Linked DNA regions of Homo sapiens: region 2 is linked to region 1. A link is an interaction called in ENCODE POLR2A ChIA-PET data of the cell type or tissue named here. Cell type or tissue: GM12878. All regions are shown on one strand. Each heading gives the region's core, and the rest is flanking DNA. Links, peaks and the distances in the headings are about the cores only.

Region 1 (9,680 bases), core at 2,466-6,465:
ACTATGTCATGACCCAGTAAGTGAAGGGGTGTGTGTGTGTGTGTGTGTGTGTGTGTGTGTGTGTGTGTGTGTGTGTGTGGTGTTGTTGTTGTTGGCGACAGGGTCTCAATTCGTCGCCTAGGCTGGGATGCAGTGGTGCAGTCACGACTCACTGCAGCCTCAACCTCATGGGCTCAGGCAGTCCTCCCACCTCGCCTCCTGAGTAGCTGGGATGACAGGCACATGCCACGATTCCCAGCTAATTTTTCTATTTTTTTGTGGAGACGGAGTCGTGCCATGTTGCCCGGCCTGTTGTTCGTTTTTCTTTGAAGAATATACCTTTTTATTTTATTATCATTTGCTATAAATATCACTAAACTTTGTCATCCTAAGTGAGATAATAAGGCAAGATATTTCAAGGCCTCCTTTTGTTATGTAAGCTGAATTCATAGCTTGAGGAAATAAGTCGGAGTCTCATACCTCTGTGTCAACACTGAACAGCATTTTTTGTGACGTAAAATCTCATTATCACAAATTACAAGTGCGCTATTCGGTTTTTAAAAATTTTAATTTTGGTTTTTGAAGTCACACATAAGTTTTTATACTTTTTGAGGGAATAAAGATTTCTAATTGTACAACAGTAAATGGAATAAACAATAATAACTTTGAGTCTTCTGGAATAGATGTTCAAAAGATCAAATTTTCCATATCTCTGTAATCTAACTATAACCTCTGAGGGCAAGGGCTTGTTTTATTTGAATAAAGAACCCTATAGTAGCATGATTATGGTAGTTATGGTATAACTTTATACCATAAAATATCCCATGTGCTATTATACTGTGGCATAGCATATATACTATATATGTTACAGTTACATATAAAAATATATATTATAGTAGTATATAGTATGATTATTTGGCTTAAAGCTTTTTTTTTTTTTAGCAGGAGCATAGTTCAAGGACAATTTTTTTCAGATTAAAATGGACTTTCTTTGGGAAGCCATCTGTCCCCCCAGACTAAGTTTTGTTGAGAGTAGTGACAGGGACAGAGGCAAGACCATTAGGTTACCATAATACCTGGACTTAGTTTGTATAATCGAGGTTAATGCCAGTCTTGTTGACTGCAGGACATACAGTTCCTAACATATTGCTTAGCATATAATATGTGTTAAATATTTGTTGACATTCGGAACTGTGCACAATGTTTTATGAGTCAGGACCATTGAGTTGCACAACTGTGGCACACCATTCACATAATGATAATATAGATTTTCTCAGTTCTGAGTTTGCTTGCTGCATAAATGTCTTAAGTCTTTGGCACCTACTGCTGTTAGAATATAGTGGCATTTGAACACACAATTAAGTATTTAGCTTATGTTACACATAATCAACTTTCAATAAATGAGATCTATAATAATTTGCCTACTCCACTCTCACCTTCCACAGTCATTTCTCCCCTGCTTCCTATTGGTTGTTTTGTTTTGAACCAGCACCCTTCCAACTCCCCCAGAGCATCCCACATCATTAGCTTCACAAGCATCTTCCATACCAGTGTCATCTTTAACAACTGTGTGGCAGTTTGGACAATGACAATCCAAATGACCCTCAGATGTATTCTAGCTATTCTTGACTGCCTTCTGGAGTCAGTATTTTCAGCCAAACAGTGAAAATTAACAACAAACTGTGTCCAAAACTTAAAACTTAATTCTTCTTTCACCCAAATGCTTTTCCTGTGTTTTTATATTTTTATCTCTTTAATGTATTTTTTTCTGGTTGCCCGAGTTACAGATATTGCCATCTTTATCCTGCAGTTGTACTGACTTAACGATATCTTCTTGATATTTCTTCCACCATGTGTAATTTTTTATGCTCTTAGGGCTCCTTTAATGAAGGCAACTCATATGTAAAATGGGAGTATGTAAAAATAATTTGTGGGAGAGCCATGTGGGTGGGGTTTGTGAGTAGTCTCTAAGGCGCAGGCTACAGCTAGCTAGCCTAGTGTTTGTGAGCCCTCCCCTTCCCCCAGTAAAGGTTGATTCCTTTTTCTCCTCTTTCCTGCTTGTTTATTTTATTCTATTTTATCCTCATTTTCTACTTCTGCCCCAAAAGCACCCATTCTAATGCCTTTCACTATATTGTTTGTGTTCTTGTAAAATGTATTTAGTGTTTGTATTTTTAACTTACATAAATGATGCCTAATTCTTTCTTACATTTTTCTAAGCACAATGTTTTAAGCTCTCTCCCTGTTGCTATGCAAGCATCTAATTCATTGCGTTGAACAGCCACATAGTATTCCAAGGGGTATACTCATTTTATCTTATAGAAGACCAGATCGTTTCCAGCTCTCCATCCCCACTAACAGTGAACATTCTGGTCCGTAATCTTTTTTGGACCTCTGTAAGAATTAAGCAGAACTGCAAGGGGATCATAGGGCTTACTTAAATTTGATTTGACTTAAGTTGTACCAGATTGTTCCCCAGAATGGCTGTACTCATCTCCATGCCCACCAGTAGCAGAGCATGAGAATTCCTGTGTCCTCTTAGGTGCGTTCTGATTTTCTAATTTTTGCCAATCATACTCTACACTTACATATGGAGAATATGTTCATGAACATGTAGGTCAGTCTTAGGTGTTATGCGTGGGAGATGGGTTGTTGCTCTCCCAGATATGAAGACGTGCTCCAATAATACTACACTGTATTTATTACCGTAGCCCTGTGGTAAGGTAAACAGACCAATGAAGCTGACTTGGAGCACCCAGAGATGGACATGTGTATATGTAGGATTTTAATATATAATATATAATTTATGGCAGCACCAAACACTGAGGACAAGATGGGATTGTTCATAGATGGTATAGGGAAATTGACTCACCACAAGGAGGTAAATAAAACCGGATTCCTACTTAATACCATATATGAAGGTAGACTAGGTAGATTAAAAGCTCACATGTGAAATTTTAAAACTATACAATGAAGAAAGAAAATGCGACCCACAGGCCAGGAAGGATTTCCTAAGTGTAGCTTCAAAATCACAAATCTTGACAATAAACTAAAGCAAATTTTATGTGAAATTAAAATTTTCTTCTTAATGGACAGGATATTTTCTTCTTTTTACCTCAAGATCTGTGTGTCTGGCAGAATGCATTGCACACTCTTCAGGAGTGGGGAGGCTGAATTGGCTATGCACATATATACTCTCTTGATAGAAGGAAGAAAGCCTCTGTTTACCAAGTTGCCCCCATTTTATTTAGCAATGAAATTGTAAGCCACATGACAATTCCCTTTTTCTAAGCATATGTAGGAGTAGAGTGTAGATCAGTGTTTTCTGAATATATTGTCTGTATCAGAATTACTTGAGGCAGTTGTTAAAAATGGAAATTCCTCTTTTGTCCATCTCCCCACTGTTTTGGTTTCTCTCTCTCTCTCTCTCTCTCTCTCTCTGTGTGTGTGTGTGTGTGTGTGTGTGTATGTGTGTGTATGTATATATATAATTTTTCTTTTTAAACAAAACCTCTCTAGGGTGGAGTTTGGCAAAGTTATTTAGCAGAAGTCCAAGTAGTAAATATTCTAGGCGTCATAGGCCATTTGATCTCTGTTAGAACCGTTCAACTCTACCCATAGTACAAAAGCAGCCATATACAATTCATAAATGAAAAAATGTGGTTGTGTTCCAATACAGCTTTATTACGGACACCGATTTCAATTTAATAATTCAATATAAAATTTATTAATAGTTTTCACGTGTCATAAAATACTAGTTTTCTTTAGATTTTTTTAATCACTTAAAAATGTGAAAACCTTTCTTAACTAGTAGACCAAACAGAAACAGGTTGAGGGCCTGATTTGGCCCATGTGAGTCATAGTTTGCCAACTCTTGCTCCTTAGGCAACTAAGGTTTTCAAACCAGTGCCCTAGCTTATCTGATAGTTAACTGTCATTCTCTGTATTATTTGGGAAAAGTTCTTACATCAGTAACATGAATTTTCAGTACCTGTAAGAGAAAGTAGTTCTTAATGGTCAGGAAGGGATAATTAAATAAATGTCTTACATAAATCTAGTTTAAGGTAAATGTAATGTTGAAACATTTGGTTTTTTAAATTCCTTTTAAGCCTATTCAAGAGTGGGTAATAGAGCTGGGTGCAGTGGCCCATTCCTGTAGTCCTAGCTACTTGGGAGGCTTGAGGTAGGAGGATTGCTTGAGGCTAGGAGTTTGAGTTCAGCCTGGGCAACATGGCAAGGCCACAGTCTCTTAAAAAAGAGAATGGGGCCAGGTGCAGTGGCTTGCACCTGTAATCCCAGCACTTTGGGAGGCCGAGGTGGGCAGATCACCTGAGGTCAGGAGTTTGAAACCAGCTGGCCAACATGGTGAAACCCCATCTTTACTAAAAATACAAAATTTATCCGGGTATGGTGGCACATGCCTGTGGTCCCAGCTACTCGGGAGGCTGAGGCCCGGCAATCACTTGAACCCAGGGGGCGGAGGCTGCAGTGAGCTGAGATCGTGCCACTGCACTGCAGCCTGGGCGACAGAGCGAGACTCCATCTCATCAAAAAAAAAAAAAAAAAAAAGGGAATGGGTAATAGAGATGGAAAATGGAATGTTTAAGCTGTATTTAATAAGTCTTGGAGTATACCATTTGAGATGGAATTGTTAAAGATGGGACATAGAGAAACAGTCTTTTTAACTGCCTATAGTAAAAATAGCTAGGTGTTTAGCTACTTTTTTTTTTCTTTTTAAATCGATTTATCAAGATGAATAAATAGCTGCTATCTTGAAATATTCTAAGGGCAGGGGCCAGGTAGGCTGTGCGAGGTCAATATGTTAATCATGTTATTACACGTTTTAAGAAGATAAGCTAATTCTTGAAACTCACCAAAGAGGAATTCATTGTACAAAAGAATATAGTTTATCCCTAAATTTGATGGAATGGTCTTTGATTGATGTTATAAGAAGAATAGACTTATTTTCCCTTTGGTTCATCAGTAGGGCGATCATATAATTACTAATAATTACATCAGGGCAGTAGGCATAAACCAAGATTGTCTTGGGCAAACCAGGACATGTAGTGATCTTATACACCAGTCACATATAGTACTTTTAATATAAAGGGTAGATAAGTCTTTTAACTTCCTAGATGAAAAGAAGACATCCATTAATGTCATGACATCAGTAGTACGTAGTGAAAAGAGCATTTTCAAAGAAAAAAGGTGATAAACATTAGTATGATAACTATGACTGAAATGAAGCTTATTTTTACACCCTTAAGGGTAGAAATACCCTGTGGTATTAATAGTTTTAAAAATATATTTCATATCTGTGTGTGTACATGTACTTTAAATTTTTTTTTTTTTTTTTTTTTTTTGAGACAGAGTCTCGCTCTGTCACCCAGGCTGGAGTGCAGTGGTGCGATCTCAGCTCACTGCAAGCTCCGTCTCCCAGGTTCATGCCATTCTCTTGCCTCAGCCTCCCGAGTAGCTGGGACTACAGGTGCCCACCACCACACTCGGCTAATTTTTTCTAATTTTTATTAGAGACGGGGTTTCACCGTGTTAGCCAGGATGGTCTCGATCTTCTGACCTCGTGATCCACCCACCTCGGCCTCCCAAAGTGCTGGGATTACAGGCATGAGCCACCATGCTCAGCCTTAAAATTGTTATTTGGAAATAATGCACGTGATAGACAACTCAAAACAGTAGAAAGGGATATATAGAAAAAGTAAGTTTTCCCATTTCCAGCCCCAAAGGCAATAGCTGTTATCAGTTTCTTGTGCATCCTGTGTGAATTACTTTAGATATACTTAATCTATAATAATAGATTATACACCCCTTTCCCCTACCTCCTTTTTTAAATAAACACAAATGGTAACTTGCTGTAAACACTGTTCTGTACCTTGGTTTTTTAACTTCAGATATCTTGGACTTTCCCCAGTGTTTTCACAATAAACCTGTGCAGTAATTTCCTTATTTACAAATGAAGAAAGTCAGGCTCAGAGTTTAAAGTAACTTGCTTTAAGGAAAAACGTATATTAAATATCTAGGCTGGGCGTAATAGCTGATGCCTGTAATCACAGCACTTTGGGAGGCCAAGGCGGATGGATCACTTGAGGTCAGGAGTTTGAGACCAGCCTGGCCAACATGATGAAACCTTGTCTCTCTTAAAAATACAAAAATTAGCTGGGTGTGGTGGCCACATGCTTGTAATTCCACCTTCTTGGGATGCTGAGGCAGGAGAATCACCTGAACTCGGAAGATGGAGGTTGCAGTGAGCTGAGATCGTGCCCCTGCACTCCAGCCTGCGTAGCAGAGTGAGACTCTGTCTCAAAAAAAAAAAAACAAAAAACAAAAAACTTTAGCTAAGCAGGTACTTAGTAAATGTTAGTTTCCATCACGTTCTCTTACCCAAATATGTCCTTATGCTTAATAAGCTTGGAGGAAGATAATCACAATTTTAGAAAAAAAAATACAATATACTTAAATGCCCACATAATGTGATATAATCAGTAACTACCCTGACAGTTCAGATATGGGAGAAATCAAGTGGTTTGGTTGGGGAAAACTTCATAGAAGAATATAGAGAGATTAGGAAAGAATTTAAACAGAAGGCCAAAAGGGAGGGCATCTAAGAAAGGAAGAGGGAATAGCATTAGCAAGAAAGTCCTAACTGGAATCAAAGGGGGAGAGGTGTTGGTAAGCCAAGGGGGCCTAATAAGCAGTGAAGACCATGAGTTCATGTGGTCTTTAGTGAGTGGCTTCTTTCACTTAGTACAGTGTTCTCAAGGTTCATCCATGTTGTGTCATGTATCAGTACTTGATTTCTTTTTATGGCTGAATAATACATATTTCATTGTAGGGATATACCATGTTTATCCATATGGTGGACATTTGGTTGTTTCCACCTTCAGCTGTTAAAATAATGTTGCCATGAACATTCATGTGCAAGTTTTTGCATGGCTATATTTTATTTTATTTTTTTAGGAACCTGGGAGTGGTTTTGCTGGGTCAGATGTTAATGATTATGTTTAACATTTTGAGGAGCTGCAAAACTGTTTTCCTAAGTGCATTGTTTTACATTCCCATCTAGCCAGTTCCCATCTTGCTATTATCCATGGTTTTTATTGTAGTTAGCCTAGTGAGTGTGAAGTGTTGTTTCATTGTGTCTTTGATTTTCTTTCTTTTTAAAAAAATTTTTAAATTTCTTTTTGAATTTTACTTTAAGTTTTGGGATACATGTGCAGAATGTGCAGGTTTGTTACATAGGTATACATGTGCCATGGTGATTTGCTGCACCTATCAACCTGTCATCTAGGTTTTAAGCCCCTCATACATTAGGTGTTTGTTCTAATGCTCTCCCTCCCCTTACCCCTCACCCTCTGACAGGCCCTAGTGTGTGATGTTTCCCTCCCTGTGTCCATGTGTTTTCATTGCTCATCTCCCACTTATTTGTGAGAACATGCAGTGTTTGGTTTTCTGTTCCTGTGTTAATTTGCAGAGGATGATGGTTTCCAGCTTCATCCATGTTGCTGCAAATAACATGAACTGATTCTTTTTTATGGCTGCATAGTATTCCATGGTGTATATGTGCCACGTTTTCTTTATCCAGTCTATCATTGATGGGAATTTGGGTTGGTTCCAAGCCTTTGGTATTGTAAATAGTGCTGCAATAAACGTATGTGTGCAGTGTCTTTATAGTAGAATTATTTATAATCCTTTGGATATATACCCAGTAATGGAATTGCTGGGTCAAATGGTATTTCTGGCTCTAGATCCTTGAGGAATTGCCACACTGTCTCCAACAATGGTGTGTCTTTGATTTTCATTTTTAAAAAATGACATTCAGAATTGTATTTTTCTAATAGCAATGATGTTGAACATCTTTTTCATGTGATTATTGGGTATCTTCATTGGATCAAAATTGACATATTCTCATTGGAAAAATGTCTTTTAGATATTTTGCCTGTTTTATTAATAAAATTCAGGCTTTTTAATGGCTGAATTTTAAAAGTTCTTATTTATCTATCTAATATATCAATCTATTAAGACAAGGTTTCACTATATTGCCCAGGCTGGTATTGAACTCCTGGCCTCAAGTGATTCTCCTGCCTCAGCCTCCCAAAGTGCTGGGATTACACGTGTGAGCCACTGTGCCTGGCCATTAAAAATTATTTTTATTCCAGATAAAAGTACTTTATTAGATACATGATTTACAAGTGTTTTCTACCCTGTCTGTGGGTTGTCTTTTTATTTTCTTGATGGTATTGCTTGCAGTACAAAAGTTTGTGGTTTCAATGAAGTCCAGTTTACCTATTTTTCTTTTGTTGCATGTGTTTTGGAATTGTATTTAAGAAACCATTATCTACTCCTCTTTATTATTATTATTATTTTTTTTTGAGATAGGGTCTTGTTCAGTCACCAGAGCAGTGGTGCAATCCTAGCTCACTGCAGCCTCAAACTCCTGAGCTCAGGTGATGGTCCTGCCTCAGCCAAGTAGCTGGGACTACATGCATGCACCACTGCATCCGGCACACCTGATTGTTTTTTTTTTTTTTTTTTTTGAGATAGGGTCTCTTTCTGTCACCCATGCCAGAGCTGTGGCATGATCATGGCTGTCTGCAGCCTCAGGCTCAAGCAGTCCTCCCACCTCAGCCTCTCCAGTAGCAGGGACTACAGATGTGCGCCACCACACCCAGCTTTTTTTTTTTTTTTTTTTTTTTAAGAGACAGGGTTTTGCCGTGTTGCCCGTTGCCCAGATTGGTCTTGAATTCCTGGGCCCAAGCAGTTTACCTGCCTCAGCCTCCCAAAGTGCTGGGATTACAGGCATGAGCCACCATGCCCAGCCTATTCCTATATTTTCTTCTAAGAGTTTCATACTTTTAGTTTTTCGATTTGGATCAGTAATCCATTTTGAGTTAATTTTTGTGTGTGGTGTGAAGAAGGGTTCAGTTTCATTTTTTTGTTTGTGGCTATTCTTTTGTTCCCAACACCATTTGATAAAAAAGACTATTCTGTCTCCATTGAGCTGATTTGGCACTCTTGTCAAAAATCAATTTACCTGTAAATGTAAGAGTTTATTTCTGGGCTCTTAATTAGGTTCCATTGATCTTTGTATCTATCCTTTTGCTGGTACTACGATGTCTTAATTTCTGTGGCTTCATAGTAAGTTTTGAAATTGAGAAGGAAGTCCTCTAGCTTCGTTCTTTTTAAAGATTGTTTGGCTATTCTATGTTCCTTGCATTTCCATATGAATTTTAGGATCCGCTTGTCAATTTCTGTTTTTCATTTTGTTTTTTTTTAAACAGTCCAGCTGGGGTTTTTACAGGGTTTATGTTGAATCTGTACACCAGTTTGAGAAGTATTCCCATATTAATTTTAGGCTGGGTACAGTGGCTCATGCCTACTATATTCCCAGCACTTTGAGAGACCAAGGTGGAAAGATCACTTGAGGCCAGGAGTTTGAGATGAGCCTGATTAACAAAGTGAGACCCTCTTCTCTATAAAGAATAAAATAAGCCAGCCATGGTGGTGCACATCTGTAGTGCCAGCTAGTCAAGAGGCTGAGGTGGGAAGATCAGTTGAGCCCAGGAGTTCGAGGCTGCAGTGATTGCACCACTGCACTTCAGCCTGGGTGACAGAGACCCTGTCTCTAAAAAATAAAAAAAAAATTAAAATTCAGATCTGTACAGTTTGGATGTTTGTCCCCTCCA
Region 2 (9,680 bases), core at 3,345-7,344, 290 kb before region 1:
CTACCTTCTGAGACCTCTGATACTACCCACCCAGCCCTAAGGAGGTCCCAGTGAGGTGATCACATTGACTTTTAAAAAACTTTTATGCCCAGAGGATTTGTTAAGGAAGCTATTCCCATACTTTGAAGTAGCTGATGTCCTCAGGGACCTGGTGTGAATACCGGAGGGAAGACTGGAGGGAAGAGTGATACTCTTAAGGTTAGCATTAGACTCTCTCCTCTGCCTGCCTGCAGAGAAATAGCCAAATCAGTGTGAACTACTGGCTTTTATATACATATGTTCTCACATCAGCTTACTCATGACTGCCTTCTAAAGACTGCCTCTTTCAGGAATCCTAATAGAAAAAGCAACTAAGAGAAAGAAAATGAATCACGTCAGAGGTTACAGAAATTATAACCTACACCATCTTTCACAACTAGAACATCATATAAAGCTGTTTCATTATTTTTCTTACTCCTTTTACACATTTTTCTTACTCCTCTTTGTCTTGTTCCTATCAGCCCAGGGACTCTGTTGCATTTTGCTTTACTTTCTGGTGTTTGTAATATAAAAACAATTTATCTATTGTACATGTTTTCCATTTCCAGTACATACACATGCACAAACCCCACCTTCACCTCAGGCTTTGATTTGACTCCACCTTCAAGCTGGAAGCCTAACCCTCTATGGGAGTCACTAAGATGGAGCCAATGGCAAACTGAAGTGGACCAGCACTTACTTACTTCTTTAAGACAGAACTTTGCGGTGTATTCTTGGTTGTTCCTTCTCTCTAATCCCTTTTCCCGTTAGCTGGTCTCTTCTCTCTGCATTTCCAGCCTCCTGATTTTTCTGCTGCTGTTTCTCTTCTCTTTTCTTATCCTTATGGTTCACGTGCTGCTCTCCTCCTTAACTTCATTTAACCTTGCTTGCACTCAGTAAAATATTTAAAAACAAACAGAAGGACTTCCAAGCCATATTTTTTATTTTTTAAGAGTAGCTTTATTTATTATTATCTCTATAACCATATGACTCAGCCTGTACTGTCTGTTAGACCAATATATAATCTTGGAATATCCCTTTTCACTTCATGTGCCAAGTTGGTGGCTCCTGTTCTTCTGGTATGCCAGGGCAAGAATGGCCCCATCAGCTCTCAAAAGAGGTACATAGTAGCAACTCTGAAAATGTGGCTGAACACTGTGAGTAATGTTGTAGTTCTTGCCAGTCTCAGCCAGTACCTACCTTCTTAATAAATGGCCTCTTTCCCCAGCTAAACTGTTTCTTTTTTTAACCTACTTTGGAAAATATATTAAAGTCCTATACTTTGTAAGCAGCACTGCCAAAGCAGTATCATGCACATAGCATAATAATCTCATTTTGATGTTCTAAAGTTCTTTCTTTGTCCTTTGTAATGGATGGCAAGGTTTTAAATGAAAACACTGGAGTTGCTCCATAGCATGAGATGGTTTTTTATTGTTTTGCTCTAAGCTGTTGCCCTGATCTCTACTACATTTATGCCTGATTTCTCTAAGTCATAGTGACATGCCCTTGCATGCATCTTTTCAGCAAACCTTATGATGCCTATTGCTAGACTTATCAGTGTCAGGTCATGAGAACAATGCAAGGTTATACCTTGCCATGTTAAAGAAAATTAAGTCAAAGGACCTAAGTTATACTGAGTTTTGAAGCTGTCAAGAAAGCCAGAGCCTTGGCCCAGCTCTCTCACTAACTAGCTAGTGACCTTGGATAAATCGGTGCCCTCATTTGTGAATTAAAGATTGTACTTCTGACCCTATCTTGCAGCATTATTGTGAGGAAAAAATGGTATGTGTGGACCTCTGTAAACACTTTGAAGGCTATGAGTATCATTACGTGGAATGTTATTGAACTGAAAGTCCATATTAGCTGTGTTAGGTGTGATGACCTCGCCTTTGAGATGTCTAAAAAAGGAATTTCAACCGGGCGCGGTGGCTCACACCTGTAATCCCGGCACTTTGGAAGGCTGAGGTGGGTGGATCACCTGAGGTCAGGAGTTTGAGACCAGCCTGGCCAACATGGTGAAACCCTGTGTCTTCTAAAAATACACTAATTAGCTGAGCGTGGTGGGAGGTACTGGTAATCCCAGCTACTCAGGAGGCTAAGGCAGGAGAATCGCTTAAACCTAGGAGGCGCAGGCTGTAGTAAGACGAGATCGCACCATTGCACTCCAGCCTGGGTAACAGAGAGAGACTCCATCTCAAAAAAAAAAAAAAAGCAATTTCATTCTCAGCATAAAATCTTTAGATAACTCCTTTATAGTTTGTTAAGTTTGGAGTTTCAAATGTGGTGGAATTTACTTTCTATAAAAAAACTAGTAGGAAGAATGAATTATAACTCAAACTTGATTTAATGATTTTAATTTGCTTTAGGCTCCTATTTTTATAATCTAGATAACTATTGAGGATTATCTTCTGTCATCTATAAAATGAATTATGAGTCTGCCTCTTTATTCCCAGCACCTATAATGTACAAACTGTATTCCCCTATGCAACCCCATGTGGCCAAAGGGCTCCCCGTGAAATTGCCTTATTTCAAGCCCAAGCCTCTTTTAACCTTGACTGCTATCCCCACTGTTCCTTTGCTTTTACTCTGTATAAATCTCAGGCATAAGAGACAACTTAAAATATGTCAGGATATTATATTAGATAACAAAACTCCTAGAGGTCAAAGACTATGTTGTCCAGAGAGTTTTGTTATCGCAAACTCCTGGAGGTCAGAGACTATGTCTAGTTAAGATGGGAGTGAAACTCAACTTTTTCACTTCTGCTTCTGGCCATGAAGAATAACAGGAGCCAGATTTACACTCCTACCTTAGACTACCTTTCTAGTTAGAAAACTAGACATTCCCTGAGAGGAGAAACAGATGAAGTAAGCCCTACAATTGTCCCCAGCTTACTGCCTAGAAGCAGTTTCCAGGATACTGTACAAGGAGAAAGAAACCAAAGAGAGAGGCCAGCAGTGTCACTGAGTTGAGGAGACAGAGATAGGAGTTTGGGAAGATCAAGATGGCTAGCATTTGTGGGGCAGAAACCCAGAGAAGAGGGATTGTACAGAGAGAATGCCCTAGAAATCTGAAGAGAGATCCCCTTGAGCCTTTGGTTAAGTTTGCATATAATCATCAAAAGATCCTGCCTTATTAGTAGGGATGAATTACTCTAAAGACTACATTGCATCTGCTCTAACAGTTTAAAAGCAAGTTTTGAAAGTATCATACTGTTCCTAAATAACTTAACTCCCTGTTAGAGTAAAATGCAACATTCTTTGGAATAAGGTACAACATTCTTTATGGAAATACAACAAATTCCAACACTCAACAACATAAAAATTGCAGTGTTCAACATTCCATAAAATATTACCACGGACTTAAAAGGCAAGAAAAGAGAATTCATAACCAGTTGAAAAATAAATAAAAATGGAAAAGACTAAAACATTTTTGTTTATAAAAGGGCAACCTTTTAAGTTAATTACTAAAGCATTATAACTTTGGTAAGTATTCTCAAATTGATTTAGTTCTTAACTTCATGAAATGTGAATGCTTTAAGAATTGACCAGCATGTCTTTTGCTTAGTTAAAACCAGAATATTAAACTGAAGAGAAACTTATGTTGGCTCTATATTAGTAGAAACATGCAAACAGCTATACTATTCAAACTTGCTAGTAACTTGGGGCTACTATCATTACTGTTACTGTAGGACTTACATGGCTGGCCATTTACAATCTAAAGAAATGTGAGTGGGAAGTAAGAGAATCACAGAAACAATATGTTGCCTCATTGGATCTTTGAGAAGGTGTGGTTAGAAAGAATGGGGGCAGCTGGAAGAGGATTATCCTGGAGTAGAGGACAAAGAAATGTGGGGATGAGAGAGTAAAAAGGATGACTGACTAGAGGGCCTTGCATGGTGGGAGATGACGATAGGGATGTAAAGCATGGTTTGCTGTAGCTGGTCCCAGGCTCGGCTAGGGCCTCGTATAAGGGTGTGTGCTACGGACTGAACTGTGTTCTCCCCAAAATTAATATGTTGAAGCCCTAACTCCTAATGTGACTATATTTGGAGATAGGGCTTATAAAGAGGTAATCAAAGTTAAACTAGGTCATAAGGGTGGAACCCTGATCCAATGGGATTCATGTCCCTTTAAGGAGAGACACCAGAGAACTCTGTCTTTCTGCCTTGTGAGGACACATCCAGAAGGCAGCCATCTATAAGCCCCCAAGAGTCCTCGTCAGAAACCACATCAGCCAGCACCATGATCTTTGAGTTCCCAGCCTCCAGAACTGAGAGAAATAAATTTCTGCTTTTTAAGCCACCCAGTCTATGGTTTGTTGTATGGCCACCCGGGCAGACTAATACAGGTGTATTAAAGTTTTAGTCAGCAGCCAGGCTTGGTGGCACCCCCCTGTAGTCCTAGCTACTCGGAGGCCAAGGTAGAAAGATCACTGGAGCCCAGGGGTTCGAGGTTGCACTGGGCCAAGATCAGGACACTGCACTCCAGCCTAAGCAACAGAGAGAGACCCCTTCTCTAAAAAATAAAGTTTCAGTCAGAATGTCAATAAAAATATTCTGCATCATGTACCAATTCCCAGGGGACTGAGGGTGTTGAGTAGATCTGGATTTCATGATAAGCGCCTGTTTAACTAAACTAATGGGTTGCTTTTCATCTAGGCACAAGGTAAAGAAAGCATAAACAAGGACAGTCACCAAGGAGAGGTTTTGGGTTTTAACATTTCTACAGTTCCAAGAAATAAATAGGAGTTAGCACAAAAGGAGGTGTACGTTTGTTTCTGCATTCCCACTCTACAGTTGATTGTCTTTGTACAATCAGCTTCTTTACAAATTGTACTTTGGAACTTTTAAGAATGTAAGGTTTTGTGGCATTTCTGTTAGCTGACCTCAGTTCTCCATCAGTTGTTGCCACATGAATGCAAGTACATTCTGAAATGCTATTCAACTACCATTCAAGGCTTTGAACAGGCAGCTATTGCCATAACTCATTCAGAAAAACACCTCAAGATTAACTAAAATTGTCTTTATTCCATGCTGTTTTCAATCCAGTCTAAAAACTACCAACATGTGTATAGCAAAATTAATTTTGCAAAATGTACGAATAGTATTTTCTATGTAAATTTTTTTATGTTAAGAAAAAAGTATTTTACTTTCTAAGTTTTGATAAACCCTTTCTTATTGATTTTTAATCTCCTTGATTATATCCACCCTGGAGTTTTATGGATAAAAGTTGAAGATGATTGTAGGAGAAAAATGAGAGAGAAATAGAAATTTTCTCTTTTGTGTTAATGGTAAAGTTAGCCTACTTACCTAAAGATAAAATTAATAAATTACTTGACAGATTTTCATTGTTAATATAGCCCAAAATGCTCTATATTTCCCTTTTATAGTATGATAGAAACCTTTGGTCACACTTTAATAAAACAAAATGCTATATTAAGAATCATTGATATTACATTATAAACTTTATGACCTCTAAAAAAAAAAATAATTTCAAAGAAGCATAACTTGTGAGCATGTGGTAAAGCGGCATCCCACTGAAGATCAGTGTTACTGCTTTTAATCTCTTTTAAGTTAATACTTCAGTATACTGGTAGCTATAACTATAGGGCCTTTGTTTTGGTCGATGATATTTAACCTACCATTTATGTTAATAAACTGACATTGCTCTTAAAGTAGGTTGTACATTAACCACCCAAAATTGGACATCTGTTGCTGAAGGAAATGGTTTCATTTTCTGAATGCCTCTGTTCCCTTTATAGTCATTTTTTCCATTATTGACAATAGTTATTTGCATTTTTGTAGACATGAGGAGGCTTTCTCAAAAGCCGTATCCATCTAATAAATAAATTCAGTAAAGTTACAGGATATAAAATTTAAAATCTAGATAGAAAAGTCCATGGCATTTCTGTACACAAGTGACAACCTAGCCAAGAAAAGAAATCAAAACAATCCCATTTATGATAGCATTTAAAAATTAAAATACTTAGGAATAAATTTAACCAAGGAGATAAAAGACCTGTACACTAGAAAATGATAAAACATTGATGAAAGAAATTGAAGAAGACACAAATAGAAAGATATTTCATGCTCATGGACTGGAAGAATTAATATTGTTAAAATGCCCATACTACCAAAAGCAATATGCAGATCCAACACAGTCACTATCAAAATCCCAAGGGCATTGTTCACATAAATTTAAAAAAAAAATCCTAAAACTTACCAAAGACCCTAAATAGCCAGAGCAATCCTGAGGTGGGGTTGAGGGGGGAAGAGATATCACACTTCCTAATTTTAAATTTTATTTCAAAGCTATAGTATATAGCTATAGTAATCAAAACAGTGCAGTACTGGCACAAAAACAGACACATAGACCATTGGTACAGAATAAAGATTTCAGATATAAATCCAAACATATATGGGCAACTAATTTTCAAAAAGGGTACCAAGAAGACACAATGGGGAGAGGATAGTCTCTTCAAATAAATGATTCCGGGGAAACTGGATTGCCACATGTAAAAGAATGAAATTGAGCCAGGCACAGTGGCTCATGCCTGTAGCCTAAGCTACTTGGGTGGCTAAGGCAGGAGGATCACTTGAGCCCAGGAGTTAGAGGTCACAGTGAGCTATGATCACACTGCATTCCAGACTGGGTGACAGAGCAAGACCCTCTCTCTTTAAAAAAATAAAATAAGAATGAAATTGGACCTTTATCTTACACTATACACGAAAATCAACTCAAGATAGATAAAAGACCTGAATGTAACACCTGAAGCCATAAAACTCCTCGAAGAAAACGTGGGTAAAAGCTCCTTGACATTAGCCTTGGCAATGATTTCTTGAACATCACACCAAAAGCTCAGGCTACAAAAGCAAAAATAAATAAATGTAACTACATCAAACTGCAAAACTTCTCCACAGCAAAAGAAACAACAAAATGGAAAAGGACAACTACAGACTGGGAAAAAAATATTTACAAGCTGTATATCTGATAAGGGGTTAATACCCAAAATTTATTTTTAAAAAAACTCATACAGTTCAGTAGCAAGAAAACATATAATCCACTGGACCTGAATATACCTTTTTTTTTTTTCTTTTTGAGATGGAGTATGGCTCTGTTGCCCAGGCTGGAGTACAGTGATGTGATCTCTGCTCACTGCAGCCTTATCTCCTGGGTTCAAGTGATGCTGCTGCCTCAGCCTCCTGAGTAGCTGGTACTACAGGTGCCTGCCACCACGCCCGTCTAATTTTTTGTATTTTTGGTAGAGATAGGATTTCACCATGTTGGCCAGTCTGGTCTTGAACTCCCGACCTCATGTGATCCACCCGCCTCGGCCTCAAAGTGCTGGGATTACAGGCATGAGCCACCATGCCCAGCCTGGTCCTGAATAGACATTTATCCAAAGATGACATTAAAATGGCCAATAAGTATATGAAAAGGTGTTCAGCATCACTAATCATCAGGGAAATACAAATCAAAACCACTATGAGATATCACCTCGCACCTATTAGGATGGCTGTTACCAAAGAGACGAGGTTAAGTGTTGGCAAAGGTGTGGAGAAAAGGGAAACCTCGTATACTCTTAGTGGAAACATAGATTGGTACAGCCCTGAGGGAAAACAGTATGGAGGTTCCTAAAGAAATAAAAAATGGACCCATCATTCCCTCTGCTGGATATATACCCAAAGGAAATGAAATACCACCTCATATAGATACCTGCACTCTCGTGTTCATTACAGTATTCTTCACAGTAGCCAAAATATGGGGAAAAACCTAGGTGTCCATCAGTGGACAAATAGATAAACTGTGGTGTATACATACATACATACATAAACACACGCACATACACAGAGCAGAATATTATTCAGCCTTTAAAAAGGAGATCCTGCCATTTACTGAAACATGGAAGGACATTATGCTGAGTGAAATAAGCCAGACACAGAAAACTATTGCATCTCATTTATATGTGGAATTTTTCTTTTTAAAGGTCAACTATATAAAGATAGCAAATAAAACAGGAGTTACCAAGGTTGTAGTGTGGGGAAGGAACTGGAAAGATGTAGGTCAAAGGATATAAAGTAACAAGTAGAAAGGTCTCGTGTGCAACATAAGGACTATAGTTAATAATAGTGTCTTCAGGATTTTTTTCTAAATGAGTAGATTATAGCTGTCTTGCCATGGGGGTGGGGAGGGAAATGGGTAAAAGTGTTAGGTGATGGGTATGTTAATTTGTTTCACTGTAGTAACCATTTTTCTATATATTGTATCTTTTAACAACGTGTTGTATACCTTAAATATACAAACTTTTTTTTTTTTTTTTTTTTTTTGAGATGGAGTCTTGCTCTTTTGCCAGACTGGAGTGCAGTGGTGCGATCTCAGCTCACTGCAACCTCCACCTCCCAGGTTCAAGCGATTCTTCTGCCTCAAGCTCCTGAGTAGCTGGGACTACAGGCGTGTGCCACTGTGCCCAGCTAATTTTTGTATTTTTAGTAGAGACGGTTTCACCATGTTGGCCAGGATGGTCTCAATCTCTTGACCTCATGATCCACCCGCCTCGACCTCCCAAAGTGCTGGGATTACAGGCGTGAGCCACCATGCCCAGCCAATAAAATTTATTTAAAAAAAAAAAAAAAAAAGCTATACTGAACAAGATAGGGCCACCTCAAAAGTAAACGTGAAAAGAAAGATTAGAATCATTGATAAGGCATTGGTATTAAAAACCAGCTTATCCTAGATTTAAGATGAAAGCGGTATTGTGGACATTTGTTAAGTCCTCCAAAACCACTAATAGCTTATTTGAGGTTAAAGAGTCCTCCCTTAAAATATGTACTACAAACTTATGGTTTAGAATTTCACTGTTTTGCCTCACACATGACTTTACAATGTGTAAATCAGGAATCCAGCATTTCTTCCCGTATACCAACAAAATTTATATTTTAAATTAACTCATAATAATCTATATAATTTTAAAGCAAATGCTGACATTCTGTGACCCATAAATAGCACACATGGAATTGGTATGTCCTGTAGAATTATTGCTTTCTTTACCTATCCGTAATGTACAGTAAGTCCTCATTTAACATTGTCAGTAGGTTCTTATAATGAGACCAGTTTTACCATAGGCTAATTGATCTAAACAATTGCCAAGTCCCTTCGGCACATTTCTCATCACAGACATATCACCAAACTCCTAAAGGAAGACCTAAAACACTCCTAATACTAAACATTGAAATAGATGTGAGCTATCCATACATTTAAGAAACACTAAATACAAGTAAGATAATTATTTATCCAATTTTAGGGAAATCAGTGAATGACGGTGTTTGTGTTGGTGGTGGACTAAATCAAATAAGTTTTTGCAAAGCAAAAATTGTGAGGAGCACCTCCTACAACCATGCAGTTCAGATGCTAACCAATATGGCAGGCTCATTGAATGCTTTCATACTACATCATTTACTGTTGCGCATTTTGTATGATTATCATAGACTAAGCACTTCTATTTTACAATCCTTTGTATTCATTCATTCATTTTCCAGCTTGTTTATTCCAGTTTAGGATCTCAGTCAGCTAGAACCCATCCTGGCAGCCCAGGGTACAAGACGGGAACCAACCCTGGACAGGATGCCATTCCATCGCAGGACACACTCACACACAGACCCATG

Evidence for each region. ChIA-PET counts read pairs that join two places held together with the same protein. Peaks named below come from ENCODE experiments on the same cell type or tissue, not always from the same donor. Only the 100,000 strongest peaks of a DNase experiment are listed, where the experiment ranks them.
Region 2: POLR2A ChIA-PET joins it to region 1 with 5 read pairs; 3 of 35 experiments call an interaction of 5 or more read pairs at or near these places.

The regions. Positions count from the first base shown.
Region 1 is chr3:23,842,171-23,851,850 of GRCh38, forward strand. All of the region lies in intron 3 of UBE2E1 (ubiquitin conjugating enzyme E2 E1), which reads left to right. Among named protein-coding and RNA genes, the nearest start is that of UBE2E1-AS1, 40 kb to the left of the region's middle. In GM12878, for the core only: no CTCF peak of the experiment used is centred there; no DNase peak of the experiment used is centred there.
Region 2 is chr3:23,547,819-23,557,498 of GRCh38, forward strand. All of the region lies in intron 5 of UBE2E2 (ubiquitin conjugating enzyme E2 E2), which reads left to right. Among named protein-coding and RNA genes, the nearest start is that of UBE2E1, 250 kb to the right of the region's middle. In GM12878, for the core only: no CTCF peak of the experiment used is centred there; a DNase peak (open chromatin) is centred at 5,729.